2 separate regions of the Homo sapiens genome follow, and region 1 is linked to region 2. The links are chromatin loops, found by intact Hi-C in ENCODE. Cell type or tissue: GM12878. All regions are shown on one strand. Region 1 overlaps LOC100506023 (a long non-coding RNA gene). Region 2 overlaps LOC100506023 (a long non-coding RNA gene).

What was found. A loop is a pair of places that touch in the nucleus more often than their neighbours do. Peaks named below come from ENCODE experiments on the same cell type or tissue, not always from the same donor. Only the 100,000 strongest peaks of a DNase experiment are listed, where the experiment ranks them.
Region 1: a loop joins it to region 2, with 6 times the contacts of the local background. A loop is called at or near these places in 2 of 110 quality-filtered maps.

Annotation. Positions count from the first base shown.
Region 1 is chr1:173,296,703-173,299,202 of GRCh38, reverse strand. All of the region lies in intron 2 of LOC100506023 (a long non-coding RNA gene), which reads left to right. It also overlaps a transcript of TNFSF4 not described here. Among named protein-coding and RNA genes, the nearest start is that of TNFSF4, 91 kb to the right of the region's middle. RefSeq lists an enhancer at 993-1,042. In GM12878, no CTCF peak of the experiment used is centred here; a DNase peak (open chromatin) is centred at 1,102; H3K4me3 peaks cover 553 bases; H3K27ac peaks cover 1,187 bases.
Region 2 is chr1:173,414,323-173,416,822 of GRCh38, reverse strand. The region is part of intron 2 of LOC100506023 (a long non-coding RNA gene); the gene reads left to right. It also overlaps a transcript of TNFSF4 not described here. Among named protein-coding and RNA genes, the nearest start is that of PRDX6-AS1, 46 kb to the left of the region's middle. RefSeq lists enhancers at 450-499, 530-659, 2,120-2,169, 2,230-2,389. In GM12878, no CTCF peak of the experiment used is centred here; a DNase peak (open chromatin) is centred at 1,112; H3K4me3 peaks cover 1,164 bases; H3K27ac peaks cover 2,404 bases.

The DNA of each region.
Region 1 (2,500 bases), 120 kb after region 2:
GCTTCAATTCTGGATGCAGATTAGACATCAGGATTTATGGGCTGTTGAATCTGGCTGTTGAATCTGGCACTGAGTGGCATACCACAGCATCCACTACAATATTTAAAAATTATTGTTAGGTAAAGGACATCATATCCCAACAATTTCTCAAGTGACTGGTACTTTTAATTTCAAATGTATAATTGGAAAATGTTAACAAACTGGATATATCACTCATAGTTATTAGTTTAGAGGTGTCATGTTAAGTACTCATTGTTATATAGCTACTAAATTTCTGTATGAATTATATTTTATATATCCTCTTTCATTTATCCAGTGTGATTTGCTTAAAAGAACTCTGAAACTCTTTTATCTCTGAGTTAAAAGACCTGGGTCCTTACCAAAATCTGCCACTTACCATAGAACAAGTCATTTTACTTCCTCATCTGTAAATTAGTGATGATGATATTTTGGCTGACTCTTCCACAGGGTTGTTGTGCACAGTAACAAACAAAATGCTTGTAAAGGCCTTTTGTACACTGCTGCTAAAGAAGAGCTCAGAGAAGCTGTAGCTGTGGGAGTCCTGCTCTGGCTAAACAGCCTCAGTTAGCATGAGGAGCCCCTGAAATTTGAGAGTAGTGCAGAGTGAAGTGTGGATGATACAAACAGAGGGAATGAGGCAGGAGATTCCAAAAAAGAAGGGGTGAGGAAGAAAGGTGGAATTTTCCTTGGGTACCAAAGACTACCATTTCCTACTTCACCACTCTAACTCAGGCCAGCTCTACTAAAGCAAATTGAAAACAGAACAAAACACAAAATAGACAGACAAATCAGCTGACTGAATTACATGTTAACTAAACCATTATGCATCTTAGAGCATGTCTCTTCCTCCCATTCTTACCCTGTTTCCTGCACCAGGTAAACAGCAATCATATTACTGAGAGGAAAGAAAAACCACTGTATTTGTTTAGTTTTGGGGGTTCTTGGCTATAATATAGGATCTGTCACCTCCTTAACACCACTTTGACTCAAGCTTTTCATCTGAAAGCAAGTGGGTGTTCATTTCTAAGTCTCTCTTTATTGCTCTCTCTTTTTGTTGTGGTCGTGGTTGCTTTGGTCTCATTTTTAATCTTTCCCCGTGACAGTCCTCTCTCAGCCCCTGTCCTGAAAGTAAGTGATCAGCCTTCAGGTCAGGGTAGAGTTAGCCTGGACTTCCCCAGACTCTACCCACAGCATCGGAAACGTTGCCTTTGAATTCTCAGCTTTTTCAACATTGATGATACAGCCTTGGTTTTGGTTTAAAAAACTGGAGATAAATGTCATGTGGTCAACTCCAAGGAGGCATAGTTGAATGATTTCTAACCAGAGGCATTTCCCAGTTGGTTGGCCACATTGAGACCAGCTTTCCCTTCTACCCCAGAGGTTTGCTGTAGCATATTCTGCTCCCCTCACTGTATTCTTCCTTCCAACAACCCATCTATACATCCTCTCATTCATTCATTCATTTATCTATTTCCCTCTCTTTTGGTCAAGAAACCAGTGTGGGCTGCCTTGCATATTTCGTATTCTCTCCTGCAGCCTCCTCTCATGGGCCAGATATGGATGAACTCCTCCTTCAACTTCAATTCCTTGCTCCTAGCACCTACTTTTTCTGGTTTGGCCTCCATCTCTGGGAGCTGATGAGTGGCCAGGATAATTTCAACAAAGCAGCAGTGCAGATTGGGGCCAGGTCTGTTTTGTGCTTTCTGTTACTTCAGGATTTATGGGCTATTGAATCCGGCACTCAACCCTGGCTTTGCCAACAGTACATTTGTTTTATCCATAAAGCAAACAGCAATGACTGTGAAACTTGACTTTACTTGGACTGTGACAAGTCTGTCTGCCATACCAGTGATCTTTTTTTTTCGTGTGTTGCCAGATAACTTCTCCCTTCTTGCCCCCCAAGATTTCTTAAAGGAAACAAGGTCTAACATATCATTAGATGGTGTATGAATATAATGAAAACATTTTTCTCATGGAAGTCTGCCCTGTCTCCCTAAGGATAGGCTGGCTACCTTTCTCTGTACTCCAATGGCACCTTATACTCTTCCCTGTATTTTCTGTATCTTTCTCTCCCACTAGACATCATGAGGACAAAAACTCTCTTGCTCATCATTATGTCTCCAGTCTGGAACCCAGAACTGTCAGTGTATGTTTATTCACTGATGAACTAAACTTTATAATGTGTGGGCTTTCTTCCAGTTTCCTGAGAAGGAAGGGAAGTAGTAATATCTGCTTTTCTGGGCACTGTCTACCTGGGACTCCAAGGCCTATTGAGAGGCTGTGCTGAGGGTAAGCTGGATGTTGGGTTCTTACATGTGATTTTGCTTCTCCATTACATCTGTCCATCCATACCATTTTCCTTGCCAGAACATGTCAGGCACAATCTTCTGCTATAGGGGAAGCATGATTGGCGATGGCTAAAGGTGATCAGAAGAAAAATAGTCAGAAGAAGCATGCCCTATTTTTCCTGCCTACCCAT
Region 2 (2,500 bases):
GAGTTTGAGATCAGCCTAGGCAACATGGCGAAACCCTGTCTCTACTAAAAATACAAAAATTAGCCGGGCATGCTGGCGCACATCTGTGGTCCCAGCAATTCAGGAGGCTGAGGTTGCAGTGAGCCAAAATGACATCACTGCACTCCAGCCTGGGCAACAGAGTGAGATCTTCTCTCTCTCTCTCAAAAAATAAATAAATAAATAAATAAATAAAAATAAAAAAATAACATTTATAATGTCCTCAGTGAAAGGAAGCAATGTTTTGGCCAGGATGATAATGAAGATATTGTTACTGGGCTGGGAGACCCTTGGGCCCTGTTGGGGAGGGCCCTGTAAGCTGCCACTGCCCACCCTCCACAGGTGCCCCTTTGGTCCCCTTCCCTCTCCTCTGCCCTCTGGTTCTCTCCGTCATCCCTCTGTAGTGCTTGTCTTTGTTCAGGAAGATGCTCCATTTGCCTGCCTCTGGGCAGGGGACTTGCTTTAAGCCACGCTGCTGCCTACTCAGGCCAGCCCAGGATGTCTCCTTTGCAAATTTGGACCATGTTCTGAGCCCCAGCTGTAGGCCAGAGATCTGTGACATATTGGGCAGACCACCCACAGCCCAGCTGCTGCCACTGCTTAGCCTACATGTGCCCAGAGAGCTACACTATCACCACCCACCACATCTCACCGACAGACCCTGCCTTTAGAGACAAGGACCAACCTAGGAGAGCCTGGGTTGGCTCTACCTCCCTGGGCATTGATTTGGACAGCTCACCAACTCCCAAAGGAGCCAATCTTCTGGCCTGGTTGGCTCCCAACCTACTCCCTGCCCCATCGGTTTGCTGCAGAGGCCCGGTGGACCTGGCAGTCCCACATCATGACATTCCTTTTCTTCCATGCACCAGTTTTGCACAGCTGTCATTTTTCTTTCATAATTTCATCAGTCCCACAGATACGCACATTTAGGCAAAAATACTATGAACAAAACAGACAAACAAAAACAGGCCCTCAACCCAGCTCCTGAATACCAGTTAGAAAGAGCATTTGCATTCTTCTCAGTAAATATCAAGCATACTAAAAAAGAAAACAAATTGTTTCACTTACATTCTTACTTGCACCTGTGAGGGAGCCATTGTTACTGTCATTTCATGCATGGAAAGGCTGAGGGTCACAGAGGTTAGCTGATTTGCCTAACGTCGCAGAGCTGAGAACACCAAAGTCAGGGCCAGGATAATTATCCAGTGTTTGTCCCTCTGCCAAGTGCTGCCCCTTGGACTTGGGGCCCTCAGGCCATCAAGACTGGGGCCCTTTGCTCCTGGAGTGTCCCAAATTGATAGTGTAAGGGTGGTTCCGATTGAGTCTGACATGCTGCTAGGAACCCTCTGTTTTCTTCCCTTTATTCTCTTCTATCTTCCTTTTCCTAAGGCTCATCCCACTGTCCATTCTTCATAGGCTTCAAGGTGCTCTTTGACTTTTCTCTGTAGCTAGGCCATGGGACTTTCAGGTGTCACCCATCCTCCCACCCACTCACTTGCCTCTTGACAGTGCACCAGCTGAGGCACAACTATGTGTTGGGGAGATATGTAAGGAGAAATGTGAGACGTGGTCTTGCCCCTAATAAACTGTTAAAGAAAAATTATCCTGATATCTGTGAAAAACAGCAACGAACACTTTATTCAAGGCTATTGCAGTAAGGGTCAAGATTATTGCAATAGGTGAGAGGATTGAAACCCAAATACATCAGGGATAAGGGGGGATTTACAGCCAATCAGCACGCTGGGGGAGTGGATGGAAAATTACTAACAGGAACTTGATTAGGTGGAGGAAGAGGAGCTTGATTGGATGTTGAGGGTGAGAGAATCTCAGTAAATGGACTTAACAAGATTCATTGCTAAAACTTGGCTCATCAGGTCAAGGGCAAGGCCTAGTTGAGAAGAAGGCTTCAGGGAACCCGACTAAAGTTTGGTCAAGGAGGGAGTCTTTGCCAGCACTCACAAAGTCATATGAGAGTCAGGACCCAAACACAGGACCCAAGCTGCTACGAGGCAGTGATGTGCCAGCCATGGCATGGCTGAAGCTTGGAGAGGAGCCAGTGGATATATCTGGGTTATTCCATCCCCTCGCTCCAGGGCTGACTGGCAGACAGTCACACTGGCTTCATCTCAGGTTCATTCATTTCTCACTGCTCTATGATACACCATACTTTTCTTCTACTTCATACTTTGAAGCTTGAATTTCCAAGATTTGATAAGAAAGACTGAAAACCATAAGCAGACTGAAAAGTGCCAAGGCTTTATCTAGATCTTGGACAAGAACTTTAACCTCATGTTTCTTGTTTGCAATATTGAGACAATACTTGTTACAGATTGAATTGCGTCCCCCAATAATTCATTTATTGACTTAACCTGCAGTATGACTGTATTTGGAAACAGGGCCTCCAAGAAGGTAACGGTTAAATGAGGTCATAGAAGGTGGGGCCCTAATCTGGTGTCCTTGTAAGAAGAGGAAGAGATACCAG